2 separate regions of the Homo sapiens genome follow, and region 1 is linked to region 2. Evidence: read pairs that join two places in POLR2A ChIA-PET (ENCODE). Cell type or tissue: PC-9. All regions are shown on one strand. Each heading gives the region's core, and the rest is flanking DNA. Links, peaks and the distances in the headings are about the cores only. Region 1 holds the start of PRDM12 (PR/SET domain 12). Region 2 has its middle 38 kb from the start of FUBP3.

Region 1 (15,695 bases), core at 3,275-11,274, 130 kb after region 2:
GGGACGTGGCCCTGGAGAGGGCAAAATCCTCGGGGTTGTCGTGGGGTAAAGTGATCTTACCCAAAGAGAGACCAAGCAAAGAAACCTCAGTTCACAAAGTCCAACTCAAACCATTGCACAGACAGGGACACCGAGGCCCAGAGAGGAAAGGGGCAGTCCACAGGACACACAGCAGTCCTTATCCCCCTTTGGTGTCCTGGAGGAACTGAGGTCGCTTTCGGGGCTTGGGAGCTGCCGCAGCGCTTGGCTCCTGGCAGCGCTCCCCGACGTCGTCTCCCTCGCTCCTAGCACTTTGTCCTCTCCACCTAGGTCTTCCCAGAAGCCAAGAAGTAGGCCCCGGTGAGGCTCCCCTGCAGGAGCCATCGGACTCCATACGCCCCCTCAGACTCGAGCTCTGGCCAGGGAGCCGATGCGACCCACAAGCTGCGTCGAAAAATGAGTGGAGGGTTCGGCGACCCTAACCCACCTCCCTCCTCAGCAGCGCTGCCCTCTGCTGGCGCCCTGCCCAACGGTCCTGCCTTCTGCCAGGTGTGCCCTTCCTTGGGCTCCAGCCTCGGGCGGACCCGGACGCAGGGTCTGAAGGCCAGCTACCGCCGCCTTCCTCCCTTTGCGTCCCAACGGGGACGGGGGATGCCGGAGACTACTGGCAGGAACTGGGGACCAGGGGTCTGGAGTCTGGACGCCAGGTGTGAGACCCTCTTAGCCAAGGCGCGTCCGGGTGGTGGAGGGGCGTCTATGCCAACAGGCGTTTGGACAGGGTCTCGCTCATGGGAGGTCAGCTCGCTGTTCTTCCACCCAAGTCCTCCGCGCTGAGGAGAAGGTCTAGGGAGTCCACACAGTCCAGCGGAGACTAATCCGTGAGCCTGACCCACGCCGAGAGGGTCCAGGCACCTCTGTTAGCGGCATCTGAAATTGTAGGCTGGTGATGGGAGCCAGAAGTGCGGCAGGTGGGGTGAGCTCCCTCACCCAGCATGTCAGGGCCTGGGGTCCGAGGCTTGAGGCTGACACTGGGGAGCCGCGAAGCCTGCAGGAAGCGGGGCCTTCCGCTGGGCTCAGCAGCTACCTGCTTCGGGAGAGGGGATCGCTGGGCTCCGAGGTGCCTCGAAACCGCCGCAAAGCAAGTCTGCTCCTGGGATGATGGGCAGGAGGAATAGAGGAGAGGAAGGGAAAGAAGAGAGAGGCAGAGGAGAAAGAAAGAACTAGGAGGCAAGAAGGAAGGGGCGCCGCAACGCCACCGGCTTCCCGAGGTTGCAGCTCAGCAAGGAGCCGGAAAGCCGGGCCGCAAGCCGAACCCGCACTGAGGCCTCTCGCGGAGCTGCCTGCAGTTTCTGAGGGACTTCGCTCTCAGGCACGCCTGCTCCCACCTAGGAAGGGTCTCGGGACCCCTTTCAATCCCCCTATATCCCGTAGGAAATTCTTTTCCCAGAGACAGGCTGCCAGGGCGATTCCTGTCCGCCCATCTCGACCCCCGACCTGGCCCCGCAAGGGCCGGGAGCCTGGCCTTCCATGAAGCTGTCTCAGGCCGGGACCAGCCCCAGCCCCGACGGCCGCTGCGGCCCCGCCTCGGCAGCCCCGTGAGCCCGCGGAGGAGTTTCGCACCCGACCGTGCACAGCGACCGAGTTGGCGCGGCCCGTATGAAGCGAAGCGCCGGCTTCAGCAGCGCAGTCTGAGCAGGGGATCCGCGTGGCAACTAGGGCTGCGCGCGAGCTCGGGGCGACTGTGGCGGCCCGGGGAGTGCAGGGCCGGAGAGGGAAGAGGACGCGGGCTCTGGCCGGGGAGGGAGAGCGGTGCAGGGCTGGGCCGGCCAGCCGGGGCAGCAAAGTAAAGGTGAACGCCGGGCTGGGCCAGGCCGGTGAACATAGATCAGGCCTGAGGGGAGCGCGGGGCCCGAAGCCAGGCGTCCCCTCTTGTCTAGCCTGGTCCCTGGAGTCCTAGAGAGCCTCGCCGCACCCCCTCCCCTTCTCCGTCCCCTCCTCTCCTCAGAGCCGGCTGAGCCTCCCTCCCTGCCCTGCGCTTCCCACGGGGAGAGAAGGAAAAACAGGAGGGGGGAGGAAGGACCAGGAAGGGGAGAGAGGAGTGGAGGGGTACTGTTTGGAGCGGTCCGCGCGCCCCCGCCCCTCGCGCTCTCGCGACGAAGGCTCCTCGAGCCCAGCCGGGTACAACAAGTCTGTCCTCCGACGTCAGGGGGTCATTAATAACCAATTAGGAGGGTCACTGCGGCTCCTATAAAGGCGCTGAGATTTTGCCAAGGGGAAGACGGCCCCGGCCGAGTGTGCGAGAGGCTAGCGCGCGCCTGAGCCCCTTGCTGCCGCTTCCCTGCAACCACCCGCCTCTCACCCACCCTGCACCCCCCGCACCCGCCTCCGCCTCCACCCGCGTCTCTCCACCCTCCGCGCCGCCTTTGCCATCTCTACAGATTTCACCATCTCTCTTCCCCTCTCCCCCTCGTTCGCTTTCCTCCCAGTCGCCCCCTCACCTCCCGCTCCCTCCTGCGTCCTCCTCCTCTCCGTCCTCCCCCTGCTCTGGTTCCTTCTCCATCGCAGCGCTCTCCTCTCGCCCCTTGGGCTCCCCTCTCGCCCGCCCACCTCCCCCGTCGGCCCGGCCGTCCCCCGGCGCCGGGGAGCTCCGGGCCGCCCATGATGGGCTCCGTGCTCCCGGCTGAGGCCCTGGTGCTCAAGACCGGGCTGAAGGCGCCGGGACTGGCGCTGGCCGAGGTTATCACCTCCGACATCCTGCACAGCTTCCTGTACGGCCGCTGGCGCAACGTGCTCGGGGAGCAGCTCTTCGAGGACAAGAGCCACCACGCCAGCCCCAAGACAGCCTTCACCGCCGAGGTGCTGGCGCAGTCCTTCTCCGGCGGTGAGTCCAGCCGTCGGAGCCCGGCGCAATCCCTCCTCCCGGCGACCCCCATTCCCGTCCTGGCGATGCGCGAGACGCGGCTGGGATACCCGGCCTCGCTGCTACTCGCGCCAACCTGGGCTCTCCCGGCGCTCGGTGCACCTCAGTTTCCCCATGGGCCAAACCAGGACGCGAGCCACCAAGCAGCTCCGCAGCCCACCCGGCTCAAGGACCGACCCCGGCGACCCCGTCGCTCGGCCCCGACGCCCCCGCCGGCCCCTCCCTTCCCCTCCTGCGCTTGAGCTGGCGGGTTCCCGGCATTTACAGCCTTACTAGGCGTGTAATAGCAGTTGACTCAAAAAGAAGGGGTTTTAAATTCATTTAGTTAACTTGGGCTTGACCCACGAAAGTTCCCACTTAAACCAAGAACTTTAAAAGGCAGCCGGGGCTGGGGAGGGGGTGGAGGGAGGGCGGGCGGGGAGAAAAAGCCGCGGGGAGAGCGAGGGAGAGAAAGAGAGAGCGAGAAAAGTTTCTTTTCTTTAAGATGTCTCAAGTTCTTATTCCTCATTCATCAACCCGCAAACAATATCTTTCCCTGGCTCTGGCATCTCTGCGCGTCGCCCTCTTTTCCCCCTTTACGATTTCTGTTCCTCTCTTAATTTACCGTGAAGACTAATTCCACTTCCATTCACGCTATGTCAACCATCTAATCCCCCTTTTTTGTAAGGGGAATTCCTCGGCCCCTTTTAAACAAGTCCCCTCCGCATTGAGCTACAATTTACTGCTACAGCATTCTTCCAGGGCTAATGAATTTAGAATTAGCAATTTCTTTCGAATGGAGCCGAATGAATGCGATCACTTTAACAGCGTGACAAATTGCCCGCCGCGCCGCAATGGACACCGTTTAACCCCCCCCTTTCAGCCGGCCCGCTCGCCGGGTATTTTCCCAGGTAGCTTAGAGGGGAACCTTGTAAGACATGGAGGCCGCCCTTGTGCGCCTCGCCGCTTCCAGCCCTGCCGCAGATGCCCGACAGGGGAACCCTCGGGGAGCTGGGGGCCGCCGCGGCTCCTCCCCGCCCAGAGAGATGACATCGGGGTTTGTCTGAGCCCGGGCGCCGCCCTCCCTGGCACCCCAGGGCCTGGGAGCAGAGAGGGACTCGGGCGCGCCCGGGGTCACACAGCGAGCGCAGAGCCTGGCCAGCTGCTGCCGGTGCTTCTTTGGCACCTCCAACACCTGCCAGCCCGAGGTCTGTCCCCAGCGCTGATCACGGCCCGGCTCCTCTGCCAGTGCCCAGAGCCTGGACACACAGTGGGCTCCCGGAAGCCGACTAGGCGAAAGAGTCTCCGGTTGGCCTTCACCTCCTTGCAGGACCTGGCCTCAGTTTCCCTGTGCATAAAACCGCTCGCTGCCGTTGGCTCATTAATTCTTAAACTTATCCGGGGCAGAGGATGGAAGAAGTTGCGAATGCTTTGAGAATTCGCGGAGAGACTAAAAACCCACTTCTAAAAATGATCCCCAACGCACCACTCGCTTTCCAGGGCACGGAGGGTCTCCAGGTTGCAAACAGAGGAGAGGTCGTTGAGCCTCCGCACATCCGACTTCCTCCACACCCGGGTGGCTTCTCTGGATTTGGGGCCGACTTGGGTTTGGCTGGTCTGGGCAGGACCGAAGCCGGGGTCCCGGCGGGGAAGGAAGGGCCGGGCCTCGGCTGCCTCGGGCTCTGACCGGTTTTCCTGGCCCCGCCGCCGCAGAAGTGCAGAAGCTGTCCAGCCTGGTGCTGCCTGCGGAGGTGATCATCGCTCAGAGCTCCATCCCTGGCGAGGGCCTCGGCATCTTCTCCAAGACGTGGATCAAGGCGGGAACCGAGATGGGCCCCTTCACCGGCCGCGTGATCGCCCCGGAGCACGTGGACATCTGCAAGAACAACAACCTCATGTGGGAGGTACGCGCGGGCTGGGGCAGAGGGGCGCAAGGGCCGGCGAGGGGCGCTGGTCGCGGGTAGGACTCGGGCGTCCGGCCGTCGCCGCTTCCACCCGGGCTGAGAGCGGCGGACACTCCTGGCCTGGACGCCCCCTGAGCCGGGACTCTAAGCCGCCCGAGCCTGGAGCTCACCCCGCCTCTAGGCTCCTCCCAACCCGTGCCGAAAATCCGACCCTCCTTCCCCCGGACACCCTGGCAGAGCAAGACTGTGGTTGGCTCCACTTGGCAGATGAGGGCACTGAGACCCAGAGCAGTCAGGTCGCTTGCCCAGGGTCCCCACGCGCCATCCCTCCAGGCCTCTTCCCAGCCACTTACATTCTTTCCCTGGCCCCGGAAGCAGCCTGGGAAGCCCCTCAAGGCCAGTCCTGGGCTGGGGGTGAGGTGGGGCTGGAAAGGAGAATGCCTGGTGAAAGCAGAATGACATTCACGATGACTGTGGCTGAGGTGGCATTGAGTCAGCTTCTGTGTCCCCAGCCTGCAGTCACGGATGACCTCAGTAGCCCATGCCTTACTGTTCCCTTTTCACGGAGGCTCCAAGAGGCTTCCATCCTAGGCCTTTCCACCCATCACAGTGCCAGTGCCAGGGAGGGCCACCCCTGTGCTTCTTCCTAACTTTGCAGAACGGGAAACCCACTGAGGCCAGACTGGTGCACACCCTTCCTAAACTCATTCCCTCGCCCGCTCCCCCACTCCAGCTCCCCCCGGCGGACCCTGGAGAAGCCCAACTTGATAGAACTGCGGGATGGCCCAGAGGCCTCTCTTGACCTCATCTCCCTCCTCTGGAGGGCTGGACCACTAACCACCTTCTCCAGTTGCTGGGTCAGGAAGTTGGGGTCCAGTTTGACCTCTGAGTGGCCTTGGCAGCTCCCGTGAAGGGGTTTAGGCCAAGCTGGAGTGCCACAGTGACCCAGCCCTCCCTCCCTGGACTCCAGGATCCTCCCTCTCTGAGGCCTGGCTGATGTTCCCAGTGCCATGGGGAGCACCTCTGCATCCCTTGAGAGAGCTCAGGGCCACTTTGTCTGGGCAGTGATCCCTTGGAGACCCTCTTCTTCTGGGGGTAGGGAGGACACGGCAACAGGAGCGTGTATCATGGTCAGCCCATAGAGCCCTGGAGACTGATCCCCTGTGGGCCACTTCCAGCCGGCTAGCTTCAGGCAAGTCCCTGCACCTCTCCAGCCTTCCTTTCTTCAGTGGGAAAATGAAGCTTTATCCACTTCCTGGGGCTGTTGTGAGGATGGAGAGTGTGTGTGTGGATGTGCCTGGAAGATGGTACACATGGCATAGCCCTGCCTTACCTGGTCCTTGATCCATCTGTGCCCAGGTGTTCAATGAGGATGGCACGGTGCGCTACTTCATCGATGCCAGCCAGGAGGACCACCGGAGCTGGATGACCTACATCAAGTGTGCACGTAACGAACAGGAGCAGAACCTGGAGGTGGTCCAGATCGGCACCAGCATCTTCTACAAGGCCATTGAGGTGTGTGTGTGTGTGTGCACTGTTGTGTAGGGACCAGCCGGTAAACCCGGCGGGGGGAGGTGTGCAGGGCAGCGGTGTCCAGGAACCACAGTGGACAGAGGGGAGCTGACACTGGCCTCGCTGGCTCTGCGCAGGCCATGGGGCTGTGGCAGACAGGTGGGTCTCCAGACATCCCGCTGTCCAGGTGTGTGACCTCCATGGGAAGCTTTCTGCTGCAGATCAGAAATGATGGAGCTCTCAACTTGACGGCATTGGGAATGTCACGAGCATCTCCATAGTGAGGTCCCCAGATGTTGGCTGACAGTTTCCTGAGGTTCAGGGGTCACAGAGACACAGAGAAGCAAGATGGGGAGAGGCGGCCCAGGGAATGCGTTGGGGTGGGAGAGAGGGCGTGTGTCTGCAGCCGTTTAGCTGTCTGATGGCCCTCATTCTGCATGCATGGGCACCAGTGGCTTACGGCTCATGACTCCAGACTCAGCGATGGCTCCCCGTGTGTCAGGCTTCTCCCAGATGCTGGATATGCAGTATGGTATTTAATCCCCACGGGGCCCCAGGAGGAGGATTCTGTGATTATTTACAGTTTACTGACCAGAAAACCAGGTCTCCCTCGGTGGCAGCAGACTTGGGGGTTTTGCCGGCCATCTGGGGGGAGTGTTAGCACTAATAGCTGCGCTTCCTGAGCCTTCTCAGAGGAGACAGACAGGGCCAGGTAACAGCCTGAACACGGTGGCTTATGCCTGTAATCCCAGCACTTTGGGAGGCTGAGGTGAGTGAATTGCCGAGGCGGGCAGATCACAAGGTCAGGAGATCGAGACCATCCTGGCTAACATGGTGAAACCCCGTCTCTACTAAAAATACAAAAAATTAGCCGGGCATGGTGGCAGGCGCCTGTAGTCCCAGCTACTCGGGAAGCTGAGGCAGGAGAATGGCGTGAACCCGGAAGGCGGAGCTTGCAGTGAGCCGAGATCACGCCACTGCACTCCAGCCTGGGCGACAGAGCGAGACTGCATCTCAAAAATAAATAAATAAATAAATAAAAATAAAAATACAAATACAAAAATTAGTGGGGCGTGGTGGCAGACGCCTGTAATCTCAGCTACTCAGGAGGCTGAGGCATGAGAATTGCTTGAACCAGGGAGGCAGAGGTTGCAGTGAGCCGAGATAGTGTCACTGCACTCCAGCCTGGGTGACACAGTGAGACTCCATCTCAAAAAAAAAAAGGCTTGGCACAGTGGCTCAAGCCTGTAATCCCAGCATTTTGGGAGGCCGAGGTGGGCAGATCACGAGGCCAGGAGATCGAGACCATCCTGGCTAACATGGTGAAACCCCGTCTCTACTAAAAAATACAAAAAATTAGCCGGGTGTGGTTGCGGGTGCCTGTAGTCCCAGCTACTCGGGAGGCTGAGGCAGGAGAATGGCGTGAACCCGGGAGGCGGAGCTTGCAGTGAGCCGAGATGGCACCACTGTACTCCAGCCTGGGTGACAGAGTGAGACTCCATCTCAAAAAAAAAAAAAAAAAAAAAAGGTAACCGGTAAATATCACTTCCTGTGGTGTGGCAGGGGTGAGGCTGAGCCAGGAAGGTTCAGAGGAGGGTGGGAAGAGGAGGGTGGGAAGAGGAGGGCTTCCTGGTAGGGCAGTGCCTGGTGGCAGAAAAGATCCAGGTATCTGGCCAGTGGCTGAGGGTGCAAACCAAGCAGAGACGTGGTTGCCAGGGCAGGCCCACACTGGGACCCTCCCTGGACAGTGTCCTTTGGCGGGAAATCTGGCCCAGGAGTAGAGGGAAGCTACCCACAGGCTGCTGGGGGTAGGCTGGTAGCAAGTGCTGTGCAGAGGCAGTCAGGTGCTTCCCACCCCACTTCTCTGCTCCCCTTGGGGTTGGGCTAGGGCTTGGTGGAGATTTTTGGGTGTTCTGGAGGAGCAGAGAGTGACCGACCTTTAGTCCATGTTCCATTTTCTCCCCAGGACTCAGACCTTGAAGCTCTTTCTAAGACCCCTGGGGGTGCCAGGGCCTAGTAGCTTCTCGGATGGGTTCCTTTGGTTGTCCCTGAATAACAACACCCCAGAGACTCTCCCAGAGGTGACAGCAGGGGGCCTAGCCTGGGTCCCAGCTGAGGGGGGTGGTGCTTGGAGGAGCAGGAGGTGGAGGATAAGAAAAAACTGAGCGGTTCCTGAATTGGGTTTGAAGTGAGGTAAGACGGCCGTGGGGCAGGGTGCAGAGAGCACTGAAGGTAGCCCAGGCCCAGGACAGAGGTGGCTCCTTGACCATCTGGCTGGGCCACCACATCCTAAAATTGGCTTCCAGTGTAGCTGAACCCCACATATAACAGAATGCACCCTCCCAGATCCTCACCCCACCACCCTCTGTCACACACATCTTCGCCTTCATACGCTCTTTCCCAGCCATCCTGATACAGATGTGATGGAGGGCTCCAACCCATCCCCTCACCAACCCCACACGCACACACATACCCACACATGTGAACACAAGAGACAGACCAGAAACGCCTACATCATTTTGGCAAGAGGGCTCCAGGCTGAGGCAGATGTGGGGGCCTGAGTCTCATCTCGCTGTGCAGGTCACACTGGCTAGAAGCCAAACAAAGTCAGGAAACATGAATAGACACTTAGAAATTCAGTCCGAAGGCAAGGAGGCTGAAGAATATCTTCAGGGAAGCATTTGAGTTTATAGGATTAGGAAAAATGGTCATCTACATTTGATCATGAATTTAAGTTGAAAAAAGAGGATCAGGCAGGGCATGGTGGCTCACGCCTGTAATCCCAGCATTTTCAGAGGATGAAGTGGATGAATCACCTGAGGTCAGGAGTTCAAGACCAGCCTGGCCAACATGGTGAAACCCCGTCTCTACTAAAAATACAAAAATTAGCCAGTCATGGTGGCGGGTGTCTGTAATCCCAGCTACTCCAGAGGCTGAGGCAGGAGAATTGCCTGAACCCAGGAGGCGGAGGTTGTAGTGAACTATCAGCAGCATTGCACTCCAGCCTGGGTGACAAAGTGAGACTCCGTCTCAACAACAACAACAACAAAAAAAGAGGATCAGGACACACACACACACACACACACACACACACACACACACACACACTGTATCACATATGTGATATAGACAGATCCACCAATTTGGCTATCAGTGCTTTTACAGAGTTAGCAAGCCTTCTAAGAAGGGGCTGTCTGCGTGAATGACAAGGAAATAAAATGCCACCCATTTTACTTTTAAAGTGGATACATTTTTTTGTGGTGGCAGATTTCTCAAACCATTTTGTCACAATGTCAGATTCCACTTACCAGATAAATTGTGTGTCTGGGTGTATGTGGCCACCCTCAAGATGAGGCCGAGGCCCAGAGCTCATGCAGCCCTTCTGGGCTAGACTGGAAGATACTGCTGTTCCCCAGGCCAATCCCTGGATGACTTGGGAATCAATTGGCTGTTTATTCTCTGCGTGTGGGTGAGTTAGCCAAGGAGAAGGACCTCTGCTGTGATGTTTTCTTAAACTTTCTGCCACTCAGAACTGCCACTCATAGTTCATAACGGTAACCCATTACTTACCAAAAATAGGAAGGAACATCTTTATTCAATAAGCAGAATATACTATTGCTGCTCTAAAACTTTCCATAAATACAGAATAGCAGCCTTCTCAACAGAGACGAAGGCAACGGGGCTTTAGAGCCCAGGCGGTCAGTGGAGGTTCCGCAGCAGGGCGTGCATCTGGCTGGATCCACTGATGTGGCCCCTGGGGAACCTCCTGGCTTACTCCAGTCACAGAATTTACTATAACTTCAGGTGCCTAAAATGACAGTTCTAGAAAGTGCCTAGCACATAGTAAGTGGCCACTAAATGTTGAAGGAATAAAAGGGTCTTAGCAACTTTTTTATTATTATTTTTTTTGAGATGGAGTCTTACTCTGTCATCTAGGCTGGAGTGCAATGGTGCAATCTTGGCTCACTGCAACCCCTGCCTCCCAGATTCAAGCAATTCTCCTGCCTCCCAAGCAGCTGAGATTACAGGTGTGTGCCACCACGCCTGGCTAATTTTTGTATTTTTAGTAGATTTCCCCATGTTGGCCAGGCTGGTCTCAGACTCCTGACCTCAAGCGATCTGCCCGCCTCGGCCTCCCAAAGTGCTGGGATTACAGGCGTGAGCCACTGCACCTGGCCAGCAACTATTAAAAAATAGAATCTGCTCAGCCCTCGGGGTGCTGCTCTCTGTTACTATCCTCATTTTTATGACGGCGAAACTGAAATGTTACGGAGATTACGGGAAGTTGCTGAGCTGCGATGGGAACCTAGGCCCATCTGAGCCCTGAGCTGGAGTGCTGAGTCACCATGCCATGTGGCCTCCCTGGCCAATATCTATTTGCTGGAACTCTATTAATTGGTGTGTCGGGACATCTGTGGTACAATGGAAATTGATGTTTGTCCAGATGACATTGAGATCCTTTTACACTGGGGTTTCAGACCCTGTGGAGAAGGGGAGGGTATTTGCAGTCTCCTGGGAGCATGTTCAGTGGCAGGATGTGAATTTACAGCAGGAGAACAAACCAAAAATTCTGTCATTTCCAATTTATAATAAAAATTCAGAAAGTGGGGAAGGACAGATCTTCTGGGCTGATAGGGCCCAGAGAAGCACGTTGACAGGGCATGTCCATTTGTCAAAAGAGACTCGGGCGCTGGTATTCCAGAGTTTTACTGATGTGGATTTTGTGGTACAGGACTCAGTTCCTTTGGGAATTGCTTTGTTTGTTTTGTGTCCTGAGCCTATCCCTGCTCCCCAGAAAAGTGAATGACCAGCTGATCCTGCTTCTCCAAGCCCCAGCAGAGAGTCCCAGCCAGCCAGGCCAGGCCTGAGTCTCAGCAGTAAAGAGTGCTGCCGAGGGGGCCTAGAGGGCACGGTGGCTGTTCTTTGCATCCAGGCGGTCAGCTGGCGGGACCCCGGGAGCCTCTGCACAGTGATCCCAGGGTTCCAGGGAAGAAGCTGCAGGTTCCTGGGTTTCCCGGGCTTGATAGTAGAAGTTTGTTGATGGCGGGTGCCTGGGAGCAGGCAGACACCAGAAGCCTGGGCACGGGGCACAGAAGGGCTGAGAGAGACTCCCAGTTCCCAGCTTCTGGGCAGTTGGGGCTGCTGGCTTACAGCTGTCTGGAAATATGTGTCATTCTCAATTCCAGCAGCCTCTTTTTTTTTTCTTTTGGAGACAATCTTGCTCTGTCTCTGAGGCTGGAGTGCTCAGCTCACTGCAACCTCCACCTCCTGGGTTCAGGTGATTAAACAATTCTCGTGCCTCAGCCACCTGAATAGATGGGAGTACAGGCATGTGCCACCACTCACGGCTAATTTTTTTTTTTTTTTTTTTTTTTTTTGAGACAGAGTTTCACTCTTGTTGCCCAGGCTGGAGTGCAATGATGCCATCTTGGCTCACCGCAACCTCTGCCTCCTGGATTCAAGCGATTCTCCTGCCTCAGCCTCCTGCGTAGCTGGGATTACAGGCATGCGCCAGCACTCCCGGCTAATTTTGTATTTTAAGTAGACACAGGGTTTCTCCATGTTGGCCAGGCTGGTCTCGAACTCCCAACCTCAGGTGATTCGCCCACCTTGGCCTCCCAAAGTGCTGGGATTACAGGCCTGAGCCACCGAGCCTGGCTATTATTTTTTCTTTTTGTTTTTCTTTTCTTTCTTTCTTTCTTTTTTTTTTTTTTTTTTTTTTGAGACAGAGTCTTGCTCTGTCTCCCAGGCTGGAGTGCAATGGCGCCATCTCAGCCTACTGCAACCTCTGCCTCCCAGGTTCAAGAGATTCTCCTGCCTCAGCCTCCCAAATAGCTGGGACTACAGGTACATGCCACCATACCCAGCTAATTTTTGTATTTTTAGTAGAGACAGGGTTTCACTATGTTAGCTAGGCTGATCTCAAACTCCTGACCTCGTTATCTGCCCACCTCGGCCCCCCAAAGTGCTGGGATTACAGGCGTGAGCCACTGCGCCCGGCCCAATTTTTGTATTTTTAGTAGAAACAGGGTTTCACCATGTTGGCCAGGCTGGTCTTGAACCCCTGGCCTCAAGTGATCTACCCACCTCGGCCTCTCAAAATGCTGGGATTACAGGTGAGAGCCACCACACCCAAACTGTAGGCTCTTCTTAACTGATTTTCTTGCTTTTAAAAGATAATTTGTGTGTGTGTGTGTGTGTGTGTGTGTGTGTGTGTGTGTGTATAGAAGTAATATGTGCTCATTATTTTTTAAAAAGTCAGAGGCATGATGTAGATGGCATCATGCTACTCTCCATGAACTGTAAGTCAGCATTTTAAAATAGTCTCGAAATGGCAAACGCTTCTGGGGAAAGACAAGCAGCAAACCAGCGACAGTGGCTGGCATCCAGAGTGGCAGAGAGTGACTGCTCATTTCATACCATGTTATATGTTTATACAATGCGGTCCATATGTCTGCATCGCTGTTTTAATTTTTAAATTCATTAGTAAAATTAATTTTAGTACATTAAAAGCGTTCTTAGTAAATAAATGACTCACCCTTATACTGCAATAGTCACCATCAGAGTTCTTATTTTATTTATTTTTTGAGATGGAGTTTCACTTTGTTGGTCGGACAGTAGGGCAGTGGCATGATCTCAGCTCACTGCAACCTCCGCCTCCCAAGTTCAGGCGATTCTCCTGCCTCAGCCTCCTGAGCAGGTGGGATTACAGGTGCCCACCACCACGCCTGGCTAATTTTTGTATTTTTGGTAGAGACGGGGTTTCACCATGTTGGCCAGGCTGGTCTCAAACTCCTGACCTCAAGTGATCTGCCCGCCTCGGCCTCCCAAAGTGCTGGGATTACAGGCATGAGCCACTGCACCCAGCCTACTGTTACTGTATTTATATTTAATAATAGTTGTTTTCAATTAAAATTAAAAGGCCGGTGTTGGCTTAGTATTTGATGACCCCCAGGCCTGGAGCCTGGAGGTGGAGTTCAGCTGGGGGCTTGCTGAGCCTCCCATCTCATCCCACATCTGTGCTGGAGGAGTTGGTTTCCCTTCTGGGGGAGATGGGGCTGGGAATTGCGGGTACCTGCATGAGGCTGGTGTCCTCGGAGCATTCGGGCCCAGCCTGTGCTCTTGCTGGACACTGAAGACAGAACCTCAGTCACCCTGGGCTTCCACCGAACCAGCGGCCTCTGCAGCTCTGCTGGCTCAGTGAGCACTCCTGCAGGGACCTGGATGCGCCAGAAACCGCTGCCAGCTTCTCTGAGAGGTTGGCGAGCTCCAGGAAAAACAATCACTGGCGCTTCCATGTCTCGATTATGCAAAGAGCTTTATGCATATGCTCCACTGCACCCCAAACACCACTCAGTGAGGCCATGGCAATGTGAGGAAACAGGCCCCACGACGTGAGGCGACTTGCCCGAGGTGACTTGCTCAGCAGATGGGGAGCCCTAGTGGATCCCAACATGTCTGACTCCAGACTGAGCAGGAACCCCCTGTGGGGTGTGTTCAGTGGTCTGGGGGAGGGTGCTGATTGCTTTGGAAGAACCATGACATCAACGTGTCCGGTTTCATCCAAGACTGGAAACCAAGGGTCAGGACAATGTTGGAGGTGACTTACAACCAGAGTCTTAGAGTTGGGGGGAAACTCAGGGACCGTGTTCCCTCCCTGACCCCCTCATTTGAGGAACACAGAAAGGCAGAGTGACTTGCCTAAGGTCACACATGGACCTGGTGACAGAGGGCTCATCTGCACCATCTCATAGACAGACTTCCTTCACAATTAATTTATGTTAAATATTTCAATTCCATTATCTGCTTTTCTGGGAGGTTCACAAAACCTCTTCCTTCCACCCCAGTGAGGTCTGGAAAAAAAGTAGAATTTTTAAAAATGTAAAAAACAAAAAAAAAGCTGGGCGCGGTGGCTCACACCTGTAATCCCAGCAATTTGGGAGACCGAGGCGGGCGGATCACGAGATCAGGAGATCGAGACCATCCTGGCTAACACGGTGAAACCCCGTCTCTACTAAAAATACAAAAAATTAGCCGGGCGTGGGTGTGGTGGCGGGCACCTGTAGTCCCAGCTACTCAGGAGGCTGAGGCAGGAGAATGGCGTGAACCCAGGAGGTGGAGCTTGCAGTGAGCCAAGATCGCGCCACTGCACTCCAGCCTGGGCGACAGCGCGAGACTCCGTCTCAAAAAAAAACAAAAAAGAAAAACAAAAAAAACCACGCAAATCAGAACCTCTTTCTTCTCTGCCCCTTTCCAGCAGGGGCCTCCAGCTCTGACCTGCTGGCCTCCTGGACAGTGGCCATTACTGTGAATGAGCAGAGAGGTCACCAGGGATCTCGCTGTGGTGCCACATTCTAATCTGTCCACTTTCTTGGAGGCACCGTCTAACTTCCTGTGGCTTCTGGGACTGCGATTCATGTTTCCACATTGGCTTCTCGTCATTTACTAACCCTAAGGCTCGCCATGATGCCCCGTGAACCATGGGGGCATGTGGAAATGGATGTGGTGACTCTAGGCTGAGTCTCAGGAGGATGGCTGTCACCTAAGCCCCCTCACACTCTCCTGTTCCCACCCCTTTTCTTTCGACCTCCCCTTCTTCTTCTTTTTTTTTTCCTTGAGACAGGGTCTTGCTCTGTCACCCAGACTGGAGTGGTCACCCAGGCTGGAGTGTAGTGGTGCAATCTCGGCTTACTGCAACCTCTGCCTCCTGGGTTCAAGCAGTTCTGCCTCAGCCTCCCAAGTAGCTGGGACTACAGGCATGCGCCACCGCGCCTGGCTAATTTTTCTATTTTTTTGTAGAGACAGGGTTTTGCTATGTTGCCCAGGCTAGTCTCAAACTCCTGGCCTCAAGTAATCCACCCGCCTCAGCCTCCCAAAGTGCTAGGATTACAGGCATGAGCCACCACGCCCGACCTCCACTTTCCCTTCTTTTCAGGGGTGAGCAGAGCTTGCTGCAATGGTCTGAGGGTCTTCCAGGCTCTGACCAGAGGAAGGAAGACGTAGTGAACGCCAGAGTTCTGAGTGTGGGCTCTGCAGGCTGAACCAAGCAGACACAGAGGGGGCCCTGTCTCTGACCACAGAAGCCAACGCGGGGTCCTGGCCTGGTTTCAGACACCTCTAGATGGAATCCCATGCGATCTTTTGTGCTTCAACTAAAAAAGGACCTGCCAGGAAAACAAACCAGCTGTTGCCTGGGGGTGTCTGGGTTTCTCTGGGCACATCGGATAGTGGCCCCCAGGGGAAGGTGCCAAGGCCAGCACTTCTGGAGTCCAGGCCTTGGGAGAGTGATAGGATGTCCCTTCTCTCATACGCCCTGCCTGGCTAGGGCCTGGAGCTTCCCCACTTGGGAGGGGTAACTGGCTTCCATAAGAGGCCTGGCAGGCAGGCCCCTTGGGATGTCC
Region 2 (15,695 bases), core at 2,708-10,707:
TGAACAGGTGCTGCAGGGATGGACAATGGGGAAGAGCCAGCACTGGGGCTGGGTGGGGGTGGATGAGGGGTGCAAGAAGTTCAATGAAAGACTTGCCTTTGGTTAAAACAAATTTTTTTTTTTAAAAGAGCATCTTTCTCCCCTATCCGAGCAAGGATGGCCTTTGGGACCACCAATGCTTGTGACTACGACTTGCAGAACAGAGACCTCTCTTGGTCTCACTCCTGCGCCCAGCCTCTTGTGGCCTCACTGGCCCTGGCTGTGGTCCCTCCTGCCCCTCAGGGGTCCCTTCCCACCTCAGAACCTTCCTTTTTTTTTTTTAGACGGAGTCTTGCTCTGTCGCCCAGGCTGGAATGCAGTGGCGCCATCTCGGCTTACAGCAACCTCCACTTCCCGGGTTCAAGAGATTCTCCTGCCTCACCCTCCTGAGTACCTGGGATTACAGGCGTGTGCCACCATACACCGCTAATTTTTTTTTCATATTTTTAGTAGAAACAGGGTGGCCGGGTGCGGTGGCTCAAGCCTGTAATCCCAATACTTTGGGAGGCCGAGGCAGGCAGATCACGAGGTCAAGAGATTGAGACCATCCTGGCCAACATGGTGAAACCCCGTCTCTACTAAAAATACAAAAATTAACTGGGCGTGAAGGCGCGCGCCTGTAGTCCCAGCTACTTGGGAAGCTCAGGGAGGAGAATCACTTGAACCCAGGAGGCAGAGGCTTCAGTGAGCCGAGATCGCGCCACTGCACTCCAGCCTGGCAACAGAGCGAGACTCCACTCCGTCTCAAAAAAAAAAAAAAAAAGAAAAAGAAACAGAGTTTCATCATATTGTCCAAACTGGTCTCAAACTCCTGACCTCAAGTGATCTGCTCACTCGGCCTCCAAAAGTGCTGGGATTACAGGTGAGAGCCATTGCCTGGATGTCCCAGAACCTTCTCCCTGTTCTGTTACCCAGACTCCTCCTTTCCCTCTCTCTCTGCCCACCTGGGGCTCGGCCTCCTTCAGGGCTCAGTGTTCCGGGGCCCCTCATCCCCCTCCCCCAACAGTCTCCCCACCCATAGGGTCTCTGCCTCCAGGAGACCTCCAGACCTTCCAGCCAGCGTGAGGCCTGTTACAGGCTTGTGTGACTTCCCCTCAGAGCAGTGTCAAGGCTGTAATGAATGATGATTTCTGGGATTTTTCATTCACTGTCTATCCCCCGTGCTAACCTGGGAGCTTCTCGTTCACCTCAGTATTCTCAGCCCCTAGCAGAAGACCTAACCCATAACTGATGCTCAAAAGATACTTATTAAATCAAATGATATATAACTCAGACAGAGATGAGTACATCTGAACAAGTGGCGCCCAGGAGCTAGCACGCAGAATGGGCTTTGAAAGTGGATACAATTTCACTAAGTGAAGATGGAAGAATGGAGGTTTCCAGGGGGGAGAGCTCACCATGAACGAAGAAAGGGAAGCAGGAAAGTGTGTGTCAACTTCAGTGCCCGGAAGTGCATGCACAGCAAAAAACAAATATTTTTAACCTTTTTACAAAAAATACTGGGAGTCTCTCTCAACCTATTCTGGTCTGGGGGCTGCCCAATTCATGAATCACCAGAATAAGTAAATAAATGTATAAATAAAATACTTATGGCAGGGTGTGGTGGCTCACACCTGTAATCCCAGCACTTTGAGAGGCCGAGGCAGACAGATCACTTGAGGTCAGGAGTTTGAGACCAGCCTAGCTAACATGGGGAAACCCTATCTCTACTAAAAATACAAAACTTAGCTGGGTGGGGTGGCACATGTCTGTTATCTCAGCTACTCAGGAGGCTGAGGCAGGAGAATCACTTGAACCTGGGAGGTGAGGCCGCAGTGAGCCCAGATCATGCCACTGCATTCCAGCCTGGGCAACAGAGTGAGACTCTGTCTCAAAAAAAAAAAAAAAAAAAAAAAGACAAAAACTTACCAAACGAATGACTATTTGGAAGGGTGGATGGACGGACAAGCAGATGGGCAACAGGTTAAAGCAAAGCTCCTCCTTTTAAGGAAACAGAAACCGAGGGCTGGAGAGAAAGGGGGCTCCTGAAGATGACTGCGTTGCATTGAGGCAAAAGGAAAGCCGTTGTACCTTCAGACCATCTCTCGCCATCCACCCTGCGTGACCATTGCCTACGCCAGTCTTCCCTCCTCCCAGGACCCCTGCCCCCCACCCCCAGCATCCTCTCCAGTGCCCCCTCAAAGGTAGCTACTTTCCTGCTCATTACTTTTTACCAAACCTGGAGCCGAAGCCCTGAGTGAGCAGCTGGAGGCGGGGATGGGCCCTTTGTCCAAGCCTCAGCCCGAGGGTGGGGGTGGGGAATGAAGCTGGGGGGCTCCGTCCTCCCCGCTCTCTCTGCCATCTCCCTCGCTGACTTTTGTCCTTGGATCGCCTGCGTGATCAGAAGAGGTTTCATTCTCTGGCAACTGTGCAGCCATTAGCGAGAGGCAGACGCATTACCCTCTCACCGCACAATCGTTGGCTACTTCAGTTATTCTATTTCACCTGAAGACTTTATTTGCAGCCGAGCCTCCCCTCCGGAGCAGGGCAGGCCCCATCTGTCGGACAGTTTGCTCCAGCGTCTCCGGCCATTATGCCTCCACTTGGAGGACGGGATGGATGGCATGCGTGCAAGGGAGCAGGGGAGAGAGCGAGCTGGGGAGAGAGCGTGCGTGTCTGCCTGCCTGCACTCCCTCCCACTTGTCTCTTTATCATTCTCCCAGGGCCGAACAGAACTTGCTTTGAAGAGTGATGTCAGACGTGTACAAAACAGAGCGATAAAACCTAATGCACTCGCGCCCCTTTGTCTGCCTGATTCTCCTCCCGAACATTTCCCACTCAGAAAGCCACTTAAAACACATCAGCAGTAACTCCACAAAACAGCCACTTGTTGGCTAATTGAGCTAAGCAGCTGCCAGCAGGGCTAGGGGAGGGGTGGGGAAGGAAGCTGGAGGCCCCTCCACTCCCCCAGCCAGAGCCTGGCTCCTGGGGAGGGTGCCCGGCCCAGCCATTGCCTCCCTCCCGTACCTCTGCACCGCAAGGCTCTGCAAGGAGAGAAGACGCAGCTCTGCTCACTGGGTGGAGGGCGGGGAGGCAAGGAACTCGCGCCTGGGGGGCCGGGTTGGGGAGCCAGGTGGGCAGGATTCTCTGCCAGCTCCCTGGGAGTCACTGGCCATCTCTGGGCCTCAGTTTCCCCACCCACCCCATAAGCGGGTTGGACTGTGGCTTCTGGGGTCTCTTCCAGTTCCCAAAGGCTGCCTGTTGTTACGCACTGGGAGCTTCCGACAGACCTGGGTTCAAATCCCAGCTCTGCCTTTTGACCTGTAGCCTCAGGCTCTCTGAGTGTGTTTCCTCATCAGGAAAACGAGATACCAGCAGCGCCTGTCATGATTAGCACAAGGTGAGGTGGTGCCTGGTTAGTCCTTGGAGCCAGTCAGCACAAGACAGGGTTGCTGGGGCTCATAACAGGGCAGCCCCTGGCCCAGACTTGGAAACTAGGGTGAGCTAAGCTGAGATCAGAAAGATAAGAACCTCACCAGACTAGGGTGTGGGCACAGGCAGGGGCCAGTGAACAGCATATGTAAGAGTCCTGAGGCAGAGCTGAATTGGAGGACCAGAAAGAAGGCCAGCGTGAGTGGAGTCCCAAGGGAGGAGACAGAGAAGTGGCCAGGGCCAGGTGAGAAGGACCCAGTAGACTGTGGTAAGGAGCTTGGCTTTATCCTGAGGGCATAGGGAGCCATGGAGGGAGGGGAGCAGCCAGGTACCTTTTTTAAAGACCCTTCCTGGTTTTAGATGGAGAAGAAGCTGGTGGTCAGGGTTCAAGAGCAGAAAAGACACTCTTCCTACCCTGTTCCAACAGCCCAGCCTGGATGGCAAAAGCGACAGACCCTCCCTCAGAGGGACAAGGATGAGACGGCCGAACCAGTGCTCCTGCCCGGGCTCCACAGGCCCCTTTCCTCGCTGGCCCCACTGGAGAGGCAGGGGTTAAGCTCCATGGCCTGTCCCCTCTGTCACACATGTACCCTGCCATCTCTGGGCTCAACTGTCGCTGCGCTGTATCGGGACTCCATCAGAGAGGCTCAGGCAGCAGCTTGCAGTGTTCAGGCCGGCGGTCTCGAGGGTGGCGAGTTCTTGCACTCCTACAACAGCGCTTGAGGACGGCTCTGTCCGCTGGCCTATGCTGCAGCCTCCTCCTGCCCCTGCGGCAGAGGAGGGAGAGCCGTGGGCACAGCTAGCACTAGCACGTGTGGGTTCAGAGGTCTGAGCGGCCACTTCCCGCTTCCAGACCTCGGATGCGACGCTCATCTGCACGGTGTGGGCAGAGATAACATCCTCCCCAGAACAGCATGGAAATGTTTCAGCAGGGTGCTCGGCTTAGATAAGTGCTCGGCAAACCAGAGTTGCCATCATGATTCCCCCACGGCCCTCAATCCTCTCCTCCCTGCAAAGCGTGCATCCTTTTTTACCCCATCTTCCACCCCTCCCAATTTCCCTTTTGGCCTCATCTTGGAGGCTGTAAGTCAGGGTGAATCATTCATCAAAATATCTCACTCTTCCTCTTCCAGGGTTCCTGATATAATTACCTCCCTCTTCGGTTTTGCTCCTGATCCCTCTTCTGTTTTTTTCTGTGTGAACTTTATTTTAACCATCCTTTGTGTCTGTGAATGTTTTTTTTTTTTTTAAATCTTGCCAATGAAAATAACTTAATTGCTTTTTCTGGTTTTTAAAGTAACACACGCTCATTACCAAAAACATCCAGACAACGCAGAAAGGTAGAACGAGGGGAAAAACAGTGAGGTTGTTTTTAAGCAGCCTGCAGTAGTTTGTAGCAGGGTTGGGATAAGGAGGCCCCCTCTTTATAAAACTGGGGTGCTCCCCACCTGCCCCCAGCCCTCAGCCACCAACATCTTGCCCACTGCCTAAATGCCAGCTCAGGTTCTTGCTCCCCCAATAGGCTTCCTAGACTCCCACAGCCCAGGGCGATCTTTCTGTCCACTGACTTCAATTCTTTTCATTTCTTTTTCCTTTCTTTCTTTCCTTTTTGTACAATGGCTTGCAATCATGGCTCACTGCAGCCTCGACCTCACGGGCTCAAGCAATCTTGATCCTCCCACCTTAGCCTCCTGAGTAGCTAGAACGAAAGGTGTGTGCCACCATGCCTGGCTAATTTTTGTATTTTTTTGTGGAGACAGGGTTTTGCCATGTTACTTGGGCTGGTCTCAAACTCCTGAGCTCAAGCGATCCACCTGCCTCGGCCTCTCAAAGTGCTGACAGGCATGAACCACCATGCCCAGCAATCCTTTTCATTTCAACAAACATTTATTGAGCCTCTACTTTGAGCCAAGACACAGGATCTGGCCATCTGGATTCATCCCCTTCTGCCTGCGTTTCATTGGTTTTTCGTTATTTTTCTGCCTGGTGTGTAGACTCCTGCTCCCCCGCCTGGACTGTAAGGTCCCCACGGGCAGACCTACAGCTCTGTTTTTGTATCCCCATCCCTAGCACATATTGTTCCTGAGAGGGACCTCGCAGCTGCCTACAGGGAGGGCAGGTGCTGTGGATTGCATGTGCTGGACACCACGCCAAGCCTCTGGCACCAATGATCTTGTGTGATCCTCACCTTGACGACGGGAGGTGGGTGTTGTTATTAGCTTGACTTTTCAGGTACAGAAACTGAGTTTATACACAATTGCCCAAGGAACCACGATGGGTGAGCTGAGAGTCAAGAATTGAACCTGAGTCTCTGAGACCGAGGCTTGAGTTCTGAGCTGCTACAGGGGATTGCTTCCTTGTACAGCTCAGTAGTGGCACAGGGCGGGGGACAAATGCTCTCAGCAAGGAATGCCTGGGACAGGAAGGACAGTGTCATCGTCCTGGGCTGATGCTTGACCATGTTACTTTCTTTTTTTTTTTTTTTTTTTTTGAGACAGAGTCTCTCTCTGTCACCCAGGCTGGAGTGCAGTGACACGGTCTCGGCTCACTGCAATCTCTGCCTCCTGAGTTCAAGCGATTCTCCTGCCTCAGCCTCCCAAGTAGCTGGGATTACAGGTGCCCATCGCTACGCCCAGCTAATTTTTGTATTTTTAGTAGAGATGGAGTTTCACCATCATGGCCAGGCTGGTCTCAAACTCCTGACCTCAGGTGATCCACCCGCTTCAGCCTCCCAAAGTGCTGGGATTACAGGCATGAGTCACCGTGCCCGGCCTCTGCCAAGTTTTTTGAAGAACAAATGAATCATAAAATGCTGGTCATGTCACTTCTGGCTTAAGACTTCTCCCAGCTTGCAGGAGCAGTTTCCAATGCATTTGCTGCAAACCCTTCAAATGAAATCTTACACTGAAAATCTAAATGAACAACCAATGAAAGTGCAGCTTCCCTGAGACCTGGGGTGGGGCTGGGTGCAGAACCTGCATCATCTCGTCCGTTCCCTCCCTCTGGTTCACCTTCCTCCAGGTGCCAGTGGGGCTCTGAGGATTCCAGGGAGCTCAGTTTGAACCACTGGCCTAAAGCTCAGGTCCAAATGCTTGGTTAGAGCGTATAAGGCACACCATGGTGCCGCCAGCTGGCCAGCCCTCTCCCCTACCTCTCTGCCCTGCTCTGTGTGTACCTGCACCTTCCACTCAGAATGGCCAGTGGTTCTCCCACCACAACTGATTCACAGCTTTGGCTTGATCACAGGCTGTTGCCTCCTCTTCGGTGCTTTCCACTTACTTTCCACTGGGTTAACTCTTATGCAGCCTTTGAAACTTGGTCAAGTTCAAGACCAGCCTGGCCAACATGGTGAAACCCCATCTCCACTAAAAGTACAAAAATTAGCCAGGCGTGTGGGCGGGTACCTGTAATCCCGGCTGCTGGGGAGACTGAGGCGGGAGAATCGCTTGAAGCTGGGAGGCGGAGGTTGCAGTGAGCCAAGATTGCACCACTGCACTGCAGCCTGGGTGACAGAGTGAGACTCCATCAGAAAGAGAGAGAGAGAAAGAAAGAGGAAGAGAGAGGAAGAAGGAAGGGAGGGAGGGAGGGAGGGAGGGAGGGAGGGAAAGAGAGAGAAAAAAAGAAAGAGAGAGAGAAGGGAGGAAGGGAGGGAGGGAGGAAGGAAGGAGCGCCCATCTTCATTTGTCATGAAAAACGTGACTACTGCTCACTTCTGCAGCTAGGGTGAAACGAGGGGGCCAGGAGAGCAGGTTCTACAATTTTTCTTTAATCTGCTCCTTTAGCAAGTAAGTGTTGAGCTCCTGCAGTGTGCTTGGAGTATAAATTTGAAAAAGGCAGAAGCAGGCACCAGCCTGGGGGAACTCACAGGCTAGAGGAGAAACAGGTCATGAGTCCCCTTGTGACTGGCAAGCCCCGCATGGGGGAGCATGAAGGTGGGGCTGCTTCACAGCCTCAGGGAGCTCATTCCTGGGGAGGGGAAGTCTAGCCAAGACCTGAAGGAGGAGGATTAGCCATGCAAAGAGGAAGGGAAGGGTGTTCTGGGCACAAGGAACAGCACATGCCAAGGCTTGGAGGTAAGAGAGAGCAGATCGGTCTGGGGACGGGAAGGACCAGTGTGGCTGGAAGGAGACACCCAGCCAGGGTGATGGGGCTCAAGGCACACAGGAGGCAGCAGATGAAGGTGGGGTCAGACTTGCAGAACCCTTGGGCTGAGCCTAGGAGTTTGGAGGCCACTGAGGAGGATTATGCAAAGAAATGACCCAATCTGAAATGCACTTAGAAAAGTTTCTCTGGGCCGGGCGCGATGGTTCACGCCTGTAATCCCAGCACTTTGGGAGGCCAAGGCGGGTGGGTCATGAGGTCAGGAGTTCAAGACCAGCCTGGCCAAGATGGTGAACCCCGTCTCTACTAAAAATACAAAAATTAGCCAGGCGTGGTGGCAGGTGCCTGTAATCCCAGCTACTCAGGAGGCTGAAGCAGGAGAATTGCTTGAACCCGGGAGGCAGAGGTTGCAGTGAGCCAAGATCACACCACTGCACTCCAGCCTGGGTGACAGAGCGAGACTCCGTCTCAAAAGAAAAGAAAAAGAAAAAAATGAAAAATCTTTCTGGAGAAGCATTACCATTATAGATTAGCAGTTGAGGCCAGGTGTGTTGGCTCATGTGTGTAATCCCAGCACCTTGGGAGTCTGAGGTGAGAGGATTGCTTGAGCCCAGGAGTTCGAGACCAGCCTAGGCAATAAAGTGAAACTCCATCTCAATTAAAAAAAAAAAAAAAAAAAAAGATCAGAAGTTGAAAGTTCAGGTTCTGGCATCCCAAGGGCTTGAGTTCAAGTCCTGGTTCTGCCAGTAAGTGAATGATCTTGGGGAAATTGATCAAGTCTTCTGAGCCTCAGTTTCTCCAGCTGTAAGATGGGGACAATAATAGTCTCTACTGCCAAGAGCCGTGGGAGGAGTCAGTGAGACATTGCAGGAAGTGGATCCCTCAGAATGGCAGCTGTCAGGGGCAGGCTTTCCATCTGAGTCATTCACTGCTGTATCTCCATACCTGGAAAATGATAGAAACTCCATAAAATATGTACCCAGTGAATGCAGAAATGGTTGTTGAGTGCATGATGGATTCGAGGGGCAAACAGGGATCCCTCTTGACTCTGGAAGGCAAGAGGACAATAAATATAGCTAATTCAATAATCATGCAGGCTCAAGACACAAGGCGTTCAGCAATGTACATACATTAGTCCCCCTCAAACCCAATATCTCCCTCATTTACAAGTGAGGGCACTGAGGCTCGGAGGAGCTGGACGCATTGGCCAAAATCACCCAGCAAGAGAGCACTGAGCTTGGAATTTGTACCCAGCCCTTTGCCTCAGAAGCCTTTGAAGTAAACCACAATGCCAGGGGCCCCACCAATGCCATGCACCGCACTGGTTTTCTTGCTCTGTTGGCAGCTGCCTGTAGCTAAGGCGCCTGCAGGTGCAACATAGGTGGGGGCTGGTGGGCATAGAATTTAGTGGTCCCCAGAAAGGGCCTGGTCCCAGGGCTTTTGCATCCATCACCAGCTATTTATTGAGCACCTATGATGTGTGCCCTTTATAGCTACAAACTTGTGAGGTGGGGTGGGGGCTTGCAGGCTAGTGGAGGTGCCTGCCACCAAATTGAGAATTACTGGGGGGTGGAGGCACACGGACAGGGATAGACAGGCTGATGGCCACTGGCAGCCATGGTGATTAAAACACAACTGGAGTCCCAGCTACTCAGGAAGCTGAGACATGAGGATTCCTTGAGCCCAGGAGTTCAAGCCTGCAGTGAGCCATGATTGGGTCACTTCACTCCAGGCTGGGCAACATAGCAAGACCCCATCTCAAAAAAATAGAGTAAACTCAATAAACATTGGATGCTTCCTGTGTCCATTTCCCTCACCTGGGTCCTGCTGCACCTGCCTCACCATGGCCTCCAGGATCCTGCAGCTGGGCTCTGATTGGCTGTTCCCTGTCCCCATGCAGGTGCTATGAAAGCCTGACCTGATGGGTGGGGAAGGCTGCTTGAGGAGGTGACGGTTCAGTGATGCTCAGTGAGGGTTAAGTGGGTGGAGCGAGCGAGAGAGAGAGAGAGAGAGAGAGAGAGAGAGAGCAGGGCAGGGGAGGACCTACAGCTGCAAGGCCCAAGGCAGGAGGGAGCTGTGAGTTGGGAGAGAGAATTCGTGATGAAGCTGGAGAGGAGGTGGGGCTGGTCCACAGGGCCCTGTGGGCCATGGGGAGAGATTTGGGTTTGATCCGAGGCCAATGAGGGGTTGTATCCCAAGGTCGATGAGTCATGGAGGTTCTAAGCAAGGGAGGGGTGTGGCCTGGTGGGAGGGGCCCAAGGGGGGCAGGGAGGTAGTGGATGGCACTACCCAGGGCAGAGGTGGATGAGGATGGCACAGAGGCCAGGACGGTGGGATGGAGAGTGGTGCATAAGAGGTAACTCGGACTGGCAGGAGCCCCCTCCTCTGCATGTCCCCAGCATCGAGGCCCAGGACCTCATGCTCAGACACCATTCCTCCCAGTCCTAGTGCTCCCAGAGACCATTCTGGAGCCTGTGGCAGGTTGCTAGGCTGGGACCCCTCATCTGGCAGAGCGGGCAAGAGTGAGAGCTGCAGCCTCCAGCCCTGGCTCCCCAGAGTGCCAATTCTGAAAATGACAAACGGAGAGCCAATAAGAAGGTTGGAAAATGGGTACCTCCGTGCCTCCCTGTGTCTATTGTAGGGTTTGGAAATAGCTGAGATGAGACGAGAGCTGCTAGGAGGGGTGCCCGCTGGGCAGAGGAGAGGCCCAAAGCTGCTGCTGCTGCTGCTGCTGCTGCAGGAAGTAAGAGGAGAGACTGGAGGGGAGCGGAGGGGAGGAAAGGAACAGCAGAAGACAGAAAGGACAAATGTCAAAACGGACGCACAAAAAAGACCAGTTGTGGTGTGTGGCCTAGGATTGTGGGAGGGGTGTGTGTGTGTGTGTGTGTGTGTGTGTGTGTGTGTGTGTGTGTGTGATGCGGGCTTTGAGGAGCAATTCAAAAGCCCCTGGCCCCTGAGCCCATCTGAACACCCCCCTTCTCTCTTCACCCCACCAACCACCAAAAAAAAAGAGAGAGAGAGAGCGAGAGAGAAAGAAGGAAAACAAAATATCTACAGTTGTCGAGACAAGAGGAGAAAAATAGAGGCAAACATCCGTAATTTTCTCTGTGGGGCTTTGCGGTAATTGAGCCATTTGGATAAAAATAAAGGCAGCAGGCCCCTTAGGTAAGAAGAGCTTTTGCAATCTAAGAAGCTTGAATTATGCGTCTTGTGTCACTTGAAATCCCCCATTCTCCCCCTTCCTTGGGTGACCCAAACCACTTTCCCTTTTCTTATTATTTTTTTAAGTACCCTGTCAAAATGTCGACTGTAGAGTAGAGAATTTCAGCTGTCACAACTAATTTCAATTTTTCCACGTGCTTTCCCCCTTGGGGAGGGGGCCTGGCAGAGCCCCCTTTCCCTCCCTCTTGCATCTGCTCACTCTTTTTATTTCTCATTATTGTTATTATTTTAAAACCAGATTTACATCATCAGTGTGTTTGGGGAGTGTTTAAGGACTGTGGTTTGCTCCTGAGGAAGGCTGGGCCTGGCGCTGTTGGTTTCTGGCTCCCACCCCGCCTGCACCCCCTCCTGCACGCTCCCACCTCCACCCGCCTGAGCCCCTGGGACTCCCACCTCTCTCTTCCTGGTCCCAAGCTGCCAGCCGCCATCGACCACCCACTGGGGAAAATCCAGACTTCAAAAGAGTCTTGAGGTTCTAGGAGAGCCGTGGGAACCATGCTCATTTCCCTACCAAAGGGAAGTTCCGGGGCAGGCGAGATCCAGAGGAGCTTTTCCATCTTTTAAAAAATTGTGTAATTTGTTTGTGTAGAGACAAGGTCTCACTCTATTGCCCAGGCGGGTCCTGAACTCCTGGACTCAAATAATCCTCCCGCCTCGGCCTCCCAAAGTGCTGGGATTACAGGCGTGAGCCACCGCGCCCAGCCTCAGCTATTCTACCTTTTGCCTCATCTTTCTTGCCTCCTCAGTGCATTCATTCCATGGGCTTCAGTCCAGGGCCATCTCCTATGAGCTGGCCCTGCCAAGCTGCTGGGCACACCGAGGTGAGTAAGACACAATCCTTGCCCCTGAGGAGATGACAACCTAGTGGGCTCTAGGAGACAAAAAGGCAGGCGGACGGTGCAGAGTATCTGATGATGTGCTGGTCAGCACTGTGCAAGGACAGGGGGGCACAGGGGAGGGACGGGCCCTTCTAGCCCAGCTACTGAGAGGTCTTCTATGGTTTTTATTGTTTTTTGTTTTTTGGAGACGGAGTTTCACTCTTGTTGCCCAGGCTGGAGTGCAATGGCGCGATCTCAGCTCACTGCAACATCCGCCTCCTGAGTTCAAGCGATTAACTTTCCTCAGCCTCCAGAGTAGCTGGGATTGCAGGCACCCGCCACCATGCCCAGCTGATTTTTGTATTTTTTGTAGAGAAGGGGTTTCACCATGTTGGCCAGGCTGGTCTCGAACTCCTGACCTCAGGTGATCCACCCACCTTGGTCTCCCAAAGTGCTGGGATTACAAGCGTGAGCCACCACACCCAGCCTCTGCCATAATTTGAATGGGTCTCCTCCAAGATTCAGGTGTTGCCAATGTGGCAGTATCAGGAAGTGGGGCCATTAAGAGGTGACGAGGCCACGAGGGCTCCTCCCTTGTGAAGGGAGGTGCCCTTCTGTAAAGGGGCTTGACAGAGGAGGATCACGCCCTTTTGCCCTCCTGCCTTCTACCGTGTGAGGATGCAGCAAGAAGGCCCTCACCAAGCCAGGCGTGGTAGCTCACACCTATAGTTCCAGCACTTTGGGAGGCCGAGGCAGGAGGATCACTTGAGCCCAGGAGGTGGAGGCCGCAGTGAGCTGTGACTGCACCGTGGCACTCCAGCCTGGGTAACAGAGAGAGACCTTATCTCAAAAAAAGAAAAAAAATCTTAAAAATTAGCTGAGCATAAAGGCAGCCAACTAAATGCTTGTAGTCCCAGCTACTCAGCAGGCTGAGGCAGGAAGAACGCTTGCGCCCAGGAGTTTGAGATCAGCCGGTCCACATTCTACACAGGTCTCTCGTGTAGAGACTCTATCTCTACACAAAACAAATATTAAAAAAAAAAAAAAAAGAAGGCCTTCACCAGATGCCAGCACCAGAACTTGGACTTCTCAGCCTCCAGAACTATGGAAAGTACATTTCTATGTTTTATAAATTACCCAGTCTGAGGTATTTTGTTAGAGCTGCAGAAGCAGATGAAGATAAAGTCTTCGCCGAGGAGTGGTGCCCCAGCTTTTCACAAGCAAATGGATGCTGTCTCTACTTAAAAAATACAAAAATTAGCCGGGCATGGTAGCACACACCTGTAATCCCAGCTACTTGGGAGGCTGAGGCTGGAGAATCGCTTGAACCCAGGCAGCAGAGGTTGCAGTGAGCCAAGATCGCGCCACTGCCCTCCAGCCTGTGCAACAGAGTGAGATCCTGTCTCCAATAAAAAGGGGGGGTGGGTGGATTTGGACACAGACACACACACGGAGGCAGAAAACTGTGTGGAGATGAAGGCAGAGATCAGGATGATGCCTTCACAAGTCAAGGAATGCCAAAGATGGCCAGCAAACCACCAGAAGCTTGGGGCTTGGGGAGAGGCAGGGAACAGACTCTCCCTCACTGCCCTCAGAAGAAACCAACTCCGCCAACACCTTGATCTCAGATCCTGTAGATCTCAGAACTGCGAGACAAGAAAGCTCTGCTGTTTAAGCCCCCAGCAGGTGTACTTTATGACAGCAGCCCTAGCAAACGAACACACGTGGAGACACCAAACAGCATGTCTGAGAATTGCTGTAATTGAGCAAGGCGGGTGCATGGAGTTTGAAAGTGGCAGCAGTTGGGGTGGAGTATGTAGAATCGGGGACATTACCTGCAGGGCGGTGGAGAGTGGGGGAGGACATCCATAGAGGGATTTCTTTTTTTCTTTTCTTTTTTTTTGAGACAGAGTCTGGCTCTGTTGCCTAGCCAGGCTGGAGTGCTGTGGCGCAATCGGCTCACTGCAACCTCCACCTCCCAGGTTCAAACGATTCTCCTGCCTCAGCCTCCCGAGTAGCTGGGATTACAGGCACCTGCCACCACACCCGGGTAATTTATTGTATTTTTAGTAGAGACAGGGTTTTGCCATGTTGGCCAGGCTGGTCTCAAACTCCTGACCTCATGATCGGTCCCCCTCAGCCTCTCAAAGTGCTGGGATTACAGGCATGAGCCATCGCGCCCGGCCCATGCAGGGATTTCAAGCAGGAAAGAGATGGGATGAGATGCGCTTTGTAAAAGGCACACCCTGGTTACAGAGAAAGCAGCAGAAGGGCTGAGACACCTTTCTCCTCCCATTCCTGGCTCCCCTTCCCACTCTCTCTCCCACTCCTTCTAGCACTCTCTGGGGATGGGCCTGGCTTTACTCACCTGTGGGTTTTGGGGCCCAGGACAGGGCCTGCTCCTCATGGACCTCCTTGACCAGTTTGTTGAGTGACAAAACGGGCCCATCAGCACCTGGTTTCTCAGCTCTTTCTCCTTGGTTAACGGCCCTCATGGAGCACGCTGGTGTTCAGAAAACGGGATCAAGGACTGGAGGAGGAGCTGCGGGCAGGTGGCAGGAGCCAGAGGTACCAGCCCCTCCCCGCTGAGAAGCCACTGGATTTTTTTTTTGTTTGCTTGTTTTATTTGGTTTGTTTGATTTGAGACAGAGTCTCACTCTGTCACCCAGGCTAGAGTGCAGTGGCGCAATCTTGGCTCACTGAAACCTCTGCCTCCCGGGTTCCAGCAATTCTCCTGCCTCAGGCTCCTGAGTAGCTGGGATTACAGGCGTGCACCACCAAACCCAGCTAATTTTTGTATTTTTAGTAGAGGCGGTGTTTCACCATATTGGCCAGGTTGGTCTCGAACTCCTGACCTCAGGCCTGCTTCAGCCTCCCAAAGTGCTGGGATTACAGGTGTGAGCCACCACGCTCGGCCAGCAAGTGCTGTTTAAATGAGGAGGTGAGCGACAACACGTCCACACTGGGACAGAGGCAGAAGGAGAAGCAGTCACCTTGGGGCTGGCATCACCAAACGAGGGCTCCCATGGACAAGGTAGAGAACTGGGCCCCTGCTTCTCAGTGTACCTCCTCCTTGGTCCAAGTGGGTTCCCAGTGAGATCAGCTTGGCTGTCTCCTATTGTAGCAGGATGAGCCGTGGACAAAATCCCTCAGACACCGGGTTAAAGAAGGAAGTGGCTTTACTATGTTGCCCTGCTTTCTTCCCCTGCCCCTGCCGTCCCTGGGAGAGAGAAGGGACAGGCTTAGAAAAGGCCAGGACTCTTCTCTAGGAGTGGAGGAGTCTGACCAGTGAGTGACATTACCTGGGAGGAGTCAGGCTGGGTCACTCCTGTGTCCCCAGTGTCTGCCATAAAACCACACTGCGAATGGTCCAATTGCCATCTGCCAGGCCCTGCCCCCAGGGCTCTGTATGGATTCTCACAGCAGCACTGTGTGATAGGTACTTTATTGTCCGCATTTTACAGAAGGGAAAACTGTGGCACAGAGCGGTCACCTGACCTGCCCAAAATCCCACTGCTGGTAAGAGGCAGAGTTGAGGACACAACCCAGGAAGTTTGGATCTGACCTCCTCACTCTGAAAACATACATGCTGCCCCCATGAGGGCCCCAATGGGCATTCAATACCTATTTATCCAATTCAGCACTCACTTCCAGAGAGGCAGCGTAGCCCAGTGGTTAAGGGCATGCTCTCCGGAGTCAGAGAGCCTGAAGCTGAACTCCAGAACTACCCCCTCCCAGCTGGGCCACTGAACTTCTCCAAGCCTCAGTTTCCTCACCTGCAAAATCGAAATATTAAGTTGGTGCAAAAGTAATTCTGGGTTTTGTCATTACTTGTAATACTAATGGTTGGCCAGGTGCAGTGGCTCATGCCTGTAATCCCAGCACTTTGGGAGGCCGAGGTGGGCAGATCAGTTGAGCTCAGGAGTTCAAGACCAGCTTGAGCAACATGGCGAAGCACCGTCTGTACAAAAAATACAAAAATTAGCTGGTCATGATGGCACGCATCTGTAGTCCCAGCTACTCAGGAGGCTGAGGCAGGAGAATCAATTGTTTGGGCCTGGGAAGAGGAGGTTGCAGTGAACCAAGATCGTGCCATCACACTCC

The links. ChIA-PET counts read pairs that join two places held together with the same protein. Peaks named below come from ENCODE experiments on the same cell type or tissue, not always from the same donor. Only the 100,000 strongest peaks of a DNase experiment are listed, where the experiment ranks them.
Region 1: POLR2A ChIA-PET joins it to region 2 with 15 read pairs; 2 of 35 experiments call an interaction of 5 or more read pairs at or near these places.

Annotation. Positions count from the first base shown.
Region 1 is chr9:130,662,017-130,677,711 of GRCh38, forward strand. It overlaps PRDM12 (PR/SET domain 12), which reads left to right and starts at 2,578. Exons shown (of 5, transcript NM_021619.3): 1 at 2,578-2,860; 2 at 4,592-4,782; 3 at 6,142-6,297. The coding sequence starts at 2,638. RefSeq lists enhancers at 1,020-1,861, 3,152-3,825, 4,579-5,778. In PC-9, for the core only: no CTCF peak of the experiment used is centred there; no DNase peak of the experiment used is centred there; H3K27me3 peaks cover 1,168 bases.
Region 2 is chr9:130,533,380-130,549,074 of GRCh38, forward strand. No RefSeq gene overlaps it. Among named protein-coding and RNA genes, the nearest start is that of FUBP3, 38 kb to the right of the region's middle. RefSeq lists an enhancer at 11,405-11,905. In PC-9, for the core only: no CTCF peak of the experiment used is centred there; a DNase peak (open chromatin) is centred at 6,302.